Linked DNA regions of Homo sapiens: region 2 is linked to region 1. The links are chromatin contacts, found by Hi-C or POLR2A ChIA-PET in ENCODE. All regions are on one chromosome and are shown on one strand. Each heading gives the region's core, a stretch centred on a gene start or an enhancer-like site at or near the end of the contact. The rest is flanking DNA. Distances are from core to core; before and after follow the strand shown.

Region 1 (6,505 bases), core at 1,919-4,418:
CCATTTCACCTTCACAGCCTCAGGGAACTTGAAAAGACTGCGCGGTCACAAATCGGGATACACAAACACAAACACCTTGCTGAGCTCTCTGGCCTCCCCTTCCTCTCTCCTCCTCCCCTCCCCAACACCCTCTTTATCTTTGTACCCTTCCCCAGCTGTGGAAAACATTCGGTTACCAGAATGGAAAAGATTCTTGGGGCAGCATCTGGAGCCTGAGGCCTCAGACTGCCTCTCATACCTGCCTGAAATGGGCTCACAGATGTGATGTGTGGTAGGGGTGGGGATCTGTGGGGCGATGCAAGTGGCCTCTTGAGAGCTCCATTATAGGTGGCTGGAGCTAGAATAAGGGCTTCCTTCCTCAAAGACAGCTTTCCAAATTGAGGCATTAATGGGGATCAATGGAAATGAAATTGCCTTGTGATCACCCATCTCCAAGAGCAGGGGAGAGAGGGGGTAGTGTGAGAATGTAGAATTGAAAATGAGTAGAACTCACTCACTACCTTGTCTCTAAAGGTATCTTGCCCTCTTCATCTTTTCCCTATTTAAAAGTCAAAAATGCCTTCCTGCTTGTAAGAAAGGGGCTTTAGCAGCTATGCAGACCAAATTTTCTATGGTTCTAATAGTAGTGAGGGGAATGGGAGAGCAAGACAGTTTGCACATCTCCACCTGAAGATGTTACAAATTTGTACCACTAACTAGACACCTTTTTCCTCCTCATGATCCTCCCATTCCCCTGCAGACGGGCAGCGGGCAACGTAGCCAGACCAGCTCCATCCCGCAGAAGCCCCAGACCAACAAGTCTGCCTACAACAGCTACAGCTGGGGGGCCAACTGAGGCCCTGACCCTCTTCTCCCGGTCCCATCTTCTGAGAGGGCTTCTCAGCCTGGAAACTATGGAAACAGCATCAAAGAGAAAGGAATGTGGGGGGTTTCCGCTGCCCCCCACCCCCAGCGGCCCACCCCATGCCTCAGCTTCATGTCTGTCCCATTCCTATACCATCCCCACCCTGTTGTATGTATTATAGGATTTGTATTTTCTCCTTTTTTTTCCCCCTTCCATTCCTTCTCCCCTCTTGCATTCAAGATTATGAAACTTTGCTATGGGCCCTGCACTTCCTTTGCTTCCTCCTGTTCACCCTGGTGGTGTACGGATGAGGCGGGGAGGTGGGACCCCCAAACATATATCAGCCCAACAGCCCTAAGTCTCCTTCTTTATTATTAGGAAAACAACAACAACAACAAACAAAAAAATGGCGTCATGAATATGAACAGCATTGTCAGATGAATTAGTTGAAGTGGTTTTTTTTTTGTTTTTTTTTTTTTTTTGTACTGTGTCCTCAAATTTAATGGATTAATGTGTCTTGTATATATAAAAAGAAAACCTCTACCTTCAGCCTCTGCCTATTCTTGCTCCGTCTAGGACATCCTCAATTTCGTCGATGACCAGCTTGGTGAATAAGTATTACTGTACCAACTGGGCCTCCTCTAGCAGGCCCCTGAAGGCAGTGGAATAAAATGAAATCTTCGCCCTTTAAGAACTCCTGACCTTAATGTGGTAGTAGTATCTTGTCCTTGAGGGGATTTCCTTCCCCTCACCCCTAAGACTTTCACAACCTGGTGACTGGAAAGAACCACCACAAATCTTCATTTCCTCCAGAAACTGCTACATCTACAGCCGATTTCAGGCAGTAAAGGGAGAGGGATAGAGGAGATTGGGTGGAAAATGGAGAGGATCAAGAAGGAGCTGAGACCATTTCAAAGAAAAAAAATGCTTTATAGAGTTTTAAGTATGACTTAGATGGGTCCAGGCAAATAAACTAAAAAGAAGTGAAGGCAACATGTATCGTCTGGCAGAACTAAATCTTGGAGTGGGGTGAGGGATGAAAGACTACATATTGGGTACAGTGTACACTGCTCGGGTGATGGGTGCGCTAAAGTCGCAGAAATCACTAAAGAACTCATCCATGTAACCAAACACCACCTGTACCCCAAAAACGAAATAAAAAAACAAAACCTTGGGGCCCATTCCCCCTAGGAATGGACTACTGTAGTAGTGGCTTCTTGGATGCTTCTCTGTGACATAGCTATACCCAATTCTTTGAAAAAGAATCTAGAGCAAGGTCTGGCTTGGGGATGGGGTACAGGGAGAGACAGGTCTCGGAGAGGTTTTGAACAAAACACTTTTAAAAAGGAATGAGGACAGGCGCTTTGGGAGGCTGGGTTGGGCGGATCACCTTAGGTCAGGAGTTCGAGACCAGCCTGGTCAACATGGTGAAACCCCGTTTCTACAAAAAATACAAAAGTAGCCGGGCGTGGAGGCGCATGACTGTAATCCCAGCTACTCGGGAGGCTGAGACAGGAGAGAACCTGGGAGGCGAAGGTTGCAGTGAGCCGACATGGTGCCACTGCACTCCAGCCTGGGAAACATGAGAGAAAACTCTGTCTCAAAAAAAAAAAAAAAAAAAAAAAAAAAAAGATACCAAAGGGATATTTCTTTATAACCCCCAATTTGTTCCTTCTCAGGACTCAACTAGCTTCCCTTCCCTTGCTTTCTTAAAAATCCTTTGTCTTGCTGGTTGCAGAGCCTGCTTAGAAAAAAGAATTCTATATAGTTATAACAAACTCCCTAGTAGCTAGAGAGGTGGAGGAAGTTAAGTCCATGCGTCTCTTATGTCTTGATCTCTTCTCTGGGAAATTCAATACTAGAAGGAGCTTGGAAAAGCATTTTGTTCATCCCTCTAACAGCAGACATCGCCCAGGTCAGTCAAAAAGAACGCCCGAGTAAGGAGCGAGGTGGCTTCTGCTGTGAGGCTGGCCAGCCCCGCGGGTGGGGTGGTTGAGGGACGCCCTCAAGCCGGTCCATTTGTGCGGCTGGGCTGCCCTCTGGCGGCTTTATCCGGGTGCCATCCAGAGTCAAACCCTCGAAATCGCTTTTCGTACTGAGTTGGTCTGCAGAAAGAAGAACAGATTTAGGAGGAAGGCGGTCATAGGAAACTGAAAGTGCGTCACGCCCACTCCCGTCACGGAAACTGGTCTCTGAAAGGTGGGGTAAAGATAAAGCCTTTCAAATTTGAGGAAGACCTTCGGTCCCGCCTCCATTTCACGTCCGGCTTACCGTCGTTTACGACAGTGTCAGGATCGCGGGCTTGCTTTCCGGTAGCGTGGGCTGACGCCTCGCTCAATTTCTCACAGGGCTGCGCAGGTTTCCCCCGTCTGCGAATGGACCACTGGAGGGGTTCAAAGGTTCGCGTCCCAGTACGGGAATGAGCCTCTTTGATCTCTTCCGGGGCTTTTTCGGCTTTCCTGGACCTCGGAGGTGAGAGTAGGTCCGGCTCGGACAAGGGTGGGGGTCGTCTGAGGGGAGCTTGACCCCTACGTCTTATTTTTGGAAAAACATCCTCTGTCCCACTCCTTCAACTCCTGCAGAGAGGACAGAAGTCGCAACATTGAACACTCACCCCGCCACAGTAACCAAGGCGGTCATTAAGAGGAGAAACAGCAAACTAAGCCTTTCTCCAACCTGGGGTGATGCAACAGGGACCCGGGCGGGGAAGACCGTGAGGGTCTGGGGAATAAGACAGTGAGCAAGTGAGCAGGACCTTGGGAGAGAGAGGAGGGACTGGGGCACACTGAAGAAAAACTGGGGGAAGGTGTATGAAGGGAGCTGCGAGCTGAGGTCTGACTTTGATTAAAAAAAAAAAAAAAAAAAAAGAACTGTCAGCCATTGTATTAATGTTTTGATGTGGCAGCCAGTCCTCCGACCCTCTCCCTAGCTTCCCAGACCCCTTGCTCTTGTCCCACTTTGCCACCCATGAGTTGATTTAATGGCTTAAATAGTGCTGAAATATTGGTGGCCAATCTGCCTCCACTCTCAGCCACAGAGATCCCTTTTTTGGAGGGATGACTCGAGATGAAGATGATGATGAGGAAGAAGAAGAAGAAGGGGGCTCATGGGGCCGTGGGAACCCAAGGTTCCATAGTCCTCAGCACCCCCCTGAGGAATTTGGCTTCGGCTTCAGCTTCAGCCCAGGAGGAGGGATACGTTTCCACGATAACTTCGGCTTTGATGACCTAGTACGAGATTTCAATAGCATCTTCAGCGATATGGGGGCCTGGACCTTGCCTTCCCATCCTCCTGGTGTGTGGCTTTCCCTAAGGGGCAACCTGTGGTTTCTGGTGGGTTGGTGGGTGAAATAAAGAGCCTGCAGGGAGTAGCTGGGGGATGGGAAGTGTGAGAAGACTGATGATTTCAGAGAGATTAATAGAGCCCAAGTCCTTTCCCATCCCAGCAAACACCTGCCACCTTTCTGCAGAACTTCCAGGTCCTGAGTCAGAGACACCTGGTGAGAGACTACGGGAGGGACAGACACTTCGGGACTCAATGCTTAAGTATCCAGATAGTCACCAGCCCAGGATCTTTGGGGGGGTCTTGGAGAGTGATGCAAGAAGTGAATCCCCCCAACCAGCACCAGACTGGGGCTCCCAGAGGCCATTTCATAGGGTGAGTATCCCATCTGGTCCTGAAGTGAGAGCTTGTGAGAGACCACTAATAAAGTGCAAAGACTGGCTAGGTGCGGTGGCTCACGCCTGTAATCCCAGCACTTTGGGAGGCCGAGGTGGGCAGATCACCAGAGGTCAGGAGTTGGAGACCAGCCTGGTCAACATGGTGAAACCCCGTGTCTACTAAAAATACAAAAAATTAGCCGGGCATGGTGGCAGGTGCCTGTAATGCCAGCTACTCAGGAGGCTGAGGCAGGAGAATTGGTTGAACCCAGGAGGTGGAGACTCCATCTCAAAAATTGTTTGAGACCCAGCCTTGCTCTGTTGCCCAGGCTGTAGTGCCGTGGCACAATCTCAGCTCACTGCAACCTCCAATTCCCAGGTTCAAGTGATTCTCCTGCCTCAGCCTCCTGAGTAGCTGGGATTACAGTCGCCTGCCAAACGCCCAGCTAATTTTTGTGTTTTTAGTAGAGATGGCGTTTCACCGTGTTGGCCAGGCTGCTTTTGAGCTCCTGACCTCAGGTGATCCACCCACCTCGGCCTCCCAAAGTGCTGGAATTACAAGTGTGAGCCATCATGCCTGGCCAAAGATTGCAATTCTTGTTTGAATCTGATAGCCTTGGGTTGGAATCCTAAGCCCTCCATTTAGTGTTTTCTGTTTTCTATATTAAGCTTGTGGGATTTTCTTTGGGGGGAGATGGGTGTTCTGTTTCTTTTAAAAAACAAAAACAAAAAAACACCACTGGTCTAGATAATTCTTGGATAAGGCAGGATTGTGCACAGAGGATAGGAATATATCAGTTCAGGAAGTCTTTCTGGTAGAAGGATACATAAAACAGCCAGGAAGGAGTGTGTAAATAAGGCTATTCTGAATGGAATTATCTCTTCTGTGGAAGGGGGTTTTGGAGCTCGGGAGTAGTTTGAGGTCTATGACCTTTCAAATTTCAGATTGGAAGGAGTCTTTTCACTTACTATGGTTTCTTCTGCAGTTTGATGATGTATGGCCTATGGACCCCCATCCTAGAACCAGAGAGGACAATGGTAAGTCTGGAGGAAGGGGAAGTTTACCAGCCTTTTGTTATTCTTCTGAAGTTCTGTGTGTTCTCCCTCCCTGAAGTTTCTTCCTGTACACTTGTCTCCTTTTTTCCTTTGGACTCTTTCTCTCCTGCTTCTTCATCTCTCTGCTCTTCCAGATCTTGATTCCCAGGTTTCCCAGGAGGGTCTTGGCCCGGTTCTACAGCCCCAGCCCAAATCCTATTTCAAGAGCATCTCTGTGACCAAGATCACTAAACCAGATGGGGTGAGTTGAAAGAAAGAGGTAAAGGAAAGTATGGCCAGGGAACGAATGCCCTGAAACAGGGATCTGTGTAAAGAAACTGCTGAGCATAACCTTTAGTAACATTCGGAATATGGTGGGGACTTCTCTTTGTAGATAGTGGAGGAGCGCCGGACTGTGGTGGACAGTGAGGGCCGGACAGAGACTACAGTAACCCGACACGAAGCAGATAGCAGTCCTAGGGGTGGTAAGTTAAAAGACAAAGGGGTTCATCTCAAGATTCCTTGGGGAAGGGAAATCTTACTCTTCTACCCTTGTCCTTTGCTTCTGCCTAGTCTCTTTCATTTAGCCTATTTACGTGTATGACTTTCTTCCTTAGATCCAGAATCACCAAGACCTCCAGCCCTGGATGATGCCTTTTCCATCCTGGACTTATTCCTGGGACGTTGGTTCCGGTCCCGGTAGCCTTGTTAACCCTCAGAGGCCTTCAAGTCCTTTCCACCTCTCACCCATTGCCCACCATTAATAAGCTTAGCTTCTCTTGCCACCTCAGGGGCTTGGATATGTGGAATAGTGAACTGGGGCCATGTCAGTTTGTCACTCACCCAAACTGACCAATAAAACCTTTATTTATGCTAATTTTTTGTCTTGGTTTTGTCAAGGCTATTTCAGTTTCTAGAACCATCCAACACTTCCGAAATTATCTTGGTCCTCTGCCTTCTCCTTATT
Region 2 (6,505 bases), core at 2,460-4,959, 270 kb before region 1:
GCAGTAGGAACATGAATATATCTGTGGATTCTTTTTTTTCTCTATACATTCTGAGAAACTTCTCTAGTAATGAACTATAGAAATGATCCCTGAAAGTATAGTCAATGAATTCTGTTGGTGACAAAAGCACACAATACTGCTGATATTATGGTGGTTTGCTGCCTATATTAATAATCAGTGAAAGTGCTAACTTTAAGTTAGTGGTCAATTGAAAATAAAGATGCACGGCCAGGCGCAGTAACTTACGCCTGTAATCCCATCATTTTGGGAGGCCAAGGTGGGTGGATCATTTGAGATCAGGAGTTCGAGACCAGCCTGGCCAACATGGTGAAACCTTGCCTCTACTAAAAATACAAAAATTAGCCAGGCGTGGTGGCGGGCACCTGCAATCCTAGCTACTTGGGAGGCTGAGGGAGGAGAATTGCTTGAACCTGGGAGTGGAGGTTGCAGTGAGCTGAGATGGTGCCACTGCACTCCAGACTGGGCGACAGAGCGAGGTTCTGTCTCAAAAAAAAAAAAAAAAAAGGAAAGAAAAAGATGCAATTTTTCTCCACTTGGGTAATGGACACCTTGAATTCTATCTATGGACCTTTGTGGGGATCCGTGGTCTCTAGATTTAAAAACTCTGTTCCAATACATTCTGTGATAGTATCTAGAGATCCTTTTTTTTTTTTTTTTTTTTTTAATTCCTGAGACAGGGTCTCGTTTTGTCACCCAGGCTGGAGTGCAGTGGTGTGATCATGCCTCACTGCAACTTCAACCTCCTGGGCTTAGGCAGTCCTCCCACCTCAACCTCCTGCCTGGACTTCAGGTGCATGCCACCATGCCTGGCTAATTCTTTTGATTTTTAGTAGAGATAAGGTCTTGCTGTGTTGCTTAGCCTGGTCTTGAACTCCTGAGCTCAAGTGATCCTCCATCTTAGCCTCCCAAAGTGCTAGGATTACAGGTGTGAGCCACTGCACCAGCATCTCAGTTTCCTCAGCTCTTGGGGAAAAATACCTACCTCCTAGAGTTATGAGAATTAAACCAAAAGCATATAAATGTGCTTAGGATAATGATCAATACAAACCAGATGCTCACGTAAACATCAGCAAAAACCTATTTCCCATTAGGAGATACACTATAATTTAGCTTAGATAGTTCCCAGTAATTAAGTAGCTTCCCTTGAGGGGTGGGGAAGTGGGCGTGACAAATACAATATAAGGAGACTGATGGTTCTCTAGCTTTTCTAACACCTTTTCGTAACTATTCCCATCCTATCCAATGTGGCATTATTTCTAAACTAGGTAATGCCTGGAATCAGGATTTGGGAAAGCTAAGTCTTGGTTCTAGGGTTAACATTGGCCCATTGCCTGATGCAAAAAGATTTAAATACTTTTGAAGACAACAAAACATTTATCAATAAGATTGGCCGGGTGCGGTGGCTCATGCCTGTAATCCCAGCACTTTGGGAGGCCAAGGCGGGTGGATCACCTGAGGTCAGGAGTTCCAGACCAGCCTGGCCAACATGGTGAAACCCCATTTCTACAAAAATACAAAAATTAGCAGGGCATGGTGGTGTGTGCCTGTAATCCCAGCTACTCAGGAGTCTGAGGCGGGAGAATCGCTTGAACTTGGGAGGTGGAGGTTGCAGTGAGCCGAGATCACGACATTGCACTCCAGCCTGGGTGACAGAGCAAGACTCTCTCAAAAAAAAAAAAAAAAAAAAAAAGGTTTAAAATAGGGCAAATAGTATACTTACAAAGCTGGCAAACTCGTGTTAAACTGACAACTATTCTTTTTCCTTTTTTTTTTTTTGAGACAGGGTCTTGCTCTGTCACCAGGCTGGAGTGCAGTGGCACAATCACAGTTCACTGCAGCCTTGAACTCCTGGTCTCAAGCAATCCTCCTGCCTCAGCCTCCCGAGTAGCTGGGACCACAGGTCCATGCCACCATGCCCAGGTAATTTTTTTTTTGTACTTTTTTGTTGATACAGAGTTTTGCCTTGTTCCCCAGGCTGGTCTTGAACTCCTGAGCTCAAGGGATCTGCCCACCTCGGCCTCCCAAAGTGCTGGAATTACAAGGCATGGGCCATCATGCCTGGCTGACAACTATTCTTAAATATATAAGTTAAATATAAAATTTAGGTAGTGTTAAGAAAGCTACCTAAAGGTTGTATTTTGGGTAGGTTTGGAAGATTCATGCCTCAACTAGTTTGAGTAATCTTGGTCAAGTGGCTGAATGTTTCCCATTAACTAAACTGTGATAACATCTGTCCCCCCATATCTGTGGGGAATATGTTCCAAGACCCTCAGTGGATGCCACAGATAATATTGAACCCTCTACGTACTATGTTTTCCTTACTGAGTTGAGAACTTCCACTTTTTCACTTAAAGGAAGCACTTTCCAGCTTCTTTTTGGCATACCCGAATTGCAGGCATCACCACTCTTGTGCTTTGGAGCCATTATTAAGTAAAATAAGGGTTACTTGAAACAAGCACTGCACTGTGATACCTTGATACCAGTTGATTTGATAGCAGAGACTGCTACTAAGTGACTAAAGGGCTGATAGTGTATACGGTGTGAACATGCTGGACAAAGAGATGATTCATGGTTGGGGACCAGAGCAGGACAGTGTGAGATTTCCTCATGCTATTTGGAACAGTGCACAATTTAAACTGTTTATTTCAGGAGTTTTTCATTTATTTTTGGACCGTGGTTGACAGTTAAGTGAAATGCGGAAAGCAAAACTGCAGATGGGGGGTACTAATGTAATACATTCTTTCTTCTTTTCCTCTCTAGATTATAAATAGGAATCTCTGATGCTTACCTGCACCCAACTTATCTTTCATAGCCCTCACTACCACTGCCTCACTTTGACTGGTGAGTACACAGGAAATATTGATGAAAACAGGTGATGCCATTTGCTGGAAGGAAGTGAAGTTGACCACTCTTACAGAGTAAATGGCCAGGCCAGGAGTGAGGGGAGAGTGGCTATGGCCAGCGACCACTAGAACTGGGGAGCTGGAGATGACCTTGGAGAAAAGATAAAACCTTTTATTTAAAAGAAGAAAAATCAACTTTGTATCAGTATGTTCCAATCTGAAACATATACAGTACAATAATTGTCAAGATCTGGATTTCTAGCTAGCTAGCCGACAATCAAATCATTTACTTTTTTGTTGTTGTTGAGAGGGAGTCTCGCTCTGTCACCCAGGCTGGAGTGCAGTGGCGCGATCTCAGCTCCCTGCAACCTCTGCCTCCCGGGTTCAAGCAATTTTCCTGCCTCAGCCTCCCGAGTAGCTGGGACTACAGGTGTCCGCCACCACGTCCAGCTAATTTTTGTACTTTTAGTAGAGAAGAGGTTTCACCATGTTGGCCAGGATGGTCTTGATCTGTTGACCTTGTGATCCACCCACTTTGGCCTCCCAAAGTGCTGGGATTACAGGCATGAGCCACCGCGCTCGGCCAATCATTTACTTTTTTTACTCCTTTAGGTATGTTGACAAAGCTTATGACCTAGATTTTGGACTCTGGGAGCCTGCCTGGCATTATGAAGGAGATGGGTTTTCTTCATTTGATTTTGTCATTTCCTATGGTAATTTTTATTAGGTCACTCAGTAACTTCTTTTGCCCTTGAAGTGAGAATGAAAACTATCTTTTCAAATTCCTGATCTCTTGTTCTGTTTTGGTTCAGTTCTTAACATACCTCTAGCTTCCTAAGAACTCTGTCCACTCCCAGTACTCTTATCTCCCCGATATCTTGTTTGTGGCTAAGAACCAATTCTGACTGGTTAATATAAAAGGCTGGGATGAAAGGAATGAGGATTCGTTGCATTCCATTCTTGCTACGTTCACTGACCAGTGTAGCCCACCCATAGACTGAGGTGTCAGCCACACTGAGGGCCTGTAGCAGCTCCTCTGACTGCGGTCGAACCTTGATTATGCAGACATAAACCCCTGGAAAAAAAAGAGGAAAAACTGAGCAGGAAGGTTCAGAGGCTCTATTGAGCCAACTGAATTAGGATAGGAAGGGAAAATTGTGACATGCAAATTCAGCAAAAGAGAAAATGTGAATTTAGTTTTGAGTATTCAATATCAGCACAATATTGGCCACTACGAGGAGGATGCCAAATAAAAAGAAAAATACTCCTAGAGAAACCACAACTAAACTTGTTTTCTGAGAATACCATTCTTTCTTTTTTTTGGAGACAGGGTCTCACTGTGTCGTGCAGGCTAGAGCACAGTGGCGTGATCATGGCATTCTGCAGCCCGACCTCCCAGGCTCTGGCGATCCTCCCACCTCAGCCTCCCGAGTAGCTGGGATTACAGGCATGAGCCACTGTGCCTGGCTAATTTTTGTATTTTTTAGCTGAGGTGGGTGGATCACAAGGTCAAGAGTTCGAGACCAGCCTGGCCAACATGGTGAAACCCCCATCTCTACTAAAAATACGAGGATTAGCCGGGTGTGATGGTGGGTACCTGTAATCCCAGCTACTTGGGAGACTGAGGCAGGGAAATTGCTTGAGATGGACGTTGCAGTGAGCTGAGATCACACCACTGCATTCCAGCTTGGGGACAGAGCAAGACTCCGTCTCAAAAAAAAAAATTATATTTTTTATAGAGAAGGGACTTCATTATGTTGCCCAGGCTGGTCTCAAACTCCTGGGCTCAAGCGATCCTCCTGCCTTGGCCTCCCAAAGTGCTGGGTTTACAGGCGTGAGAAACTGCTCCCTGGCTAAGAATACCATTCTTATTCAACATGTCAGGGAATATTAAATGATATAACACAAGCAGGGCAATTAAGAGCTGGGGATATAGAATGAAGTAGTCAGTGCTGGTGAACTCAGGAAAGGGTTTGTGAAAGACAGACAAGCTTTGAGCATCATTAATAACTTATGTATCAGACCACCTCTTGGTGTCATTATTTTTATCAATGGTAGGAACTGTTTTTCCAGTTACCCATGATTAATCCTTAGCTGTCTTTTTTTTTTTTTTTTAAAGAGACAGAATTTCACACTGTTGCCCAGGCTGGAGTGCAGTGGTGCAATTCTACCTCACTGCAGCCTTAAACTCCTGGGCTCAAGTAATCCTCCCACCTCAGCCTCCCAGGCAGCTAGGACTCCAGGCATGTGCCACCATGCCTGGCTAATTTTTAATTTTTATTTATTGCTATTATTATTATTTTATATATATTTTTGAGACAGAGTCTCGCCCTGTTGCCCAGGCTAGAGTGCAGTGGCGCAATCTCAGCTCACTGCAAGCTCTGCCTCCCAGGTTCACGCCATTCTCCTGCCTCAGCCTCCCAAGTAGCTGGGACTACAGGCGCCTGCCACCACATCCGGCTAATTTTTGTATTTTTAGTAGAGACGAGGTTTTACCTTGTTAGCCAGGATGGTCTCGATCTCCTGACCTCGTGATCCTCCCACCTCAGCCTCCCAAAGTGCTGGGATTACAGGCGTGAGCCACCATGCCTGGACTATTTATTATTTTTGTAGAGACAGAGTCTTGCTCTTGCCCAGGCCGGACTGCAGTGGCACAATCACAACTCACTGAAACCTTGAATTCTTGGGCTCAAGCAATCTTCCTGCCTCAGAGCTAGGGCTACAGGTGCGCGCCACCATGCCTGGCTATTTTATTTTTTGAGAGACAAGGTCTTGCTATGTTGCCCAGGCTGGTTTCAAACTCCTGGGCTCAAGTGATCCTCCCACTTCAGCCTCCTAAAACATTGGGATTATAGGCATGAGCCACTGCACCTGGCCTTAGTTGTCTTTACATCCTTTCCTTCATCCCTATATCCAATCATTTCCAAATCTTGCTTACTCCTTCTCTGAAATGTCTCTGACATCTGCCCCTTCTTAGTATTTCTCTATTAGTCTGGTCTAGACCCTTATCAATGCATGCTTGGATTATTGCAATTGGATAATTATGGATAATTAGTCTGGGCTAGACCCTTACTAGTCTGGTCCAGACCCATTAGTCTGGTCTAGACCCTTATCAATTCATGCTTGCATTATTGCCCCTTCACAGGTATCCTTGCCTGTTTTTTGTTTTTTTTTTTGAGATGGAGTCTCACTCTGTTGCCCAGGCTGGAGTGCAGTGGCGCGATCTTGGCTCACTGCAAACTCCGCCTCCTGGGTTCACGCCATTCTTCTGCCTCAGCCTCCCGAGTAGCTGGGACTACAGGTGCCCACCACCACGCCCGGCTAATTTTTTTGTATTTTTAGTAGAGACGGGGTTTCACCATGTTAGCCAAGATGGTCTCGATCTCCTGACCTCGTGATCCACCTGCCTCAGCCTCTCAAAATGCCAGGATTACAGGCGTGAGCCACTGCGCCCGGCCTTCTTTTTTTTTCTTTTGAGACGAAGTCTCGTTCTGTCGCCCAGGCTGGAGTGCAGTGGTGCGATCTCAGCTCACTTCAAGCTCTGCCTCCCTGGTTCAAGTGATTCTCCTGCCTCAGCCTCCCACGTAGCTGGGATTACAGGTGCCCTACTAATTTTTGTATTTTTAGTAGAGGCAGAGTTT

Evidence for each region. A loop is a pair of places that touch in the nucleus more often than their neighbours do. ChIA-PET counts read pairs that join two places held with the same protein, here RNA polymerase II (POLR2A). Pooled maps may share reads with other maps.
Region 2: a map of Caco-2 shows a loop between it and region 1 (5-fold over the local background). The contact joins the enhancer-like site here to the promoter of HAX1 in region 1. A Hi-C loop is called at or near these places in 30 of 168 maps with a recorded cell type or tissue (B cell, CD14-positive monocyte, CD4-positive, alpha-beta T cell and 18 more), 31 of 37 single-sample maps with no recorded cell type and 41 of 50 pooled maps. POLR2A ChIA-PET finds 5 or more read pairs at or near these places in 21 of 52 experiments (A549, AG04449, B cell and 16 more).

The regions. Positions count from the first base shown.
Region 1 is chr1:154,269,461-154,275,965 of GRCh38, forward strand. It overlaps HAX1 (HCLS1 associated protein X-1), which reads left to right and starts at 3,169. Exons shown (of 7, transcript NM_006118.4): 1 at 3,169-3,316; 2 at 3,876-4,138; 3 at 4,314-4,501; 4 at 5,490-5,541; 5 at 5,694-5,800; 6 at 5,933-6,023; 7 at 6,156-6,415. The coding sequence starts at 3,264. The coding sequence ends at 6,241. It overlaps UBAP2L (ubiquitin associated protein 2 like), which reads left to right. Exons shown (of 27, transcript NM_014847.4): 27 at 740-1,387. The coding sequence ends at 835. RefSeq lists a silencer at 2,785-2,925 and an enhancer at 3,063-3,232.
Region 2 is chr1:153,998,047-154,004,551 of GRCh38, forward strand. NUP210L (nucleoporin 210 like) reads right to left here. Exons shown (of 40, transcript NM_207308.3): 36 at 3,689-3,939; 37 at 2,810-3,014. It also overlaps the pseudogene LOC124904673. Among named protein-coding and RNA genes, the nearest start is that of RPS27, 11 kb to the left of the region's middle. Within about 2 kb of position 3,710, at least 2 of the 41 ENCODE cell types and tissues checked have a DNase peak (open chromatin) inside an H3K27ac peak, as active enhancers do.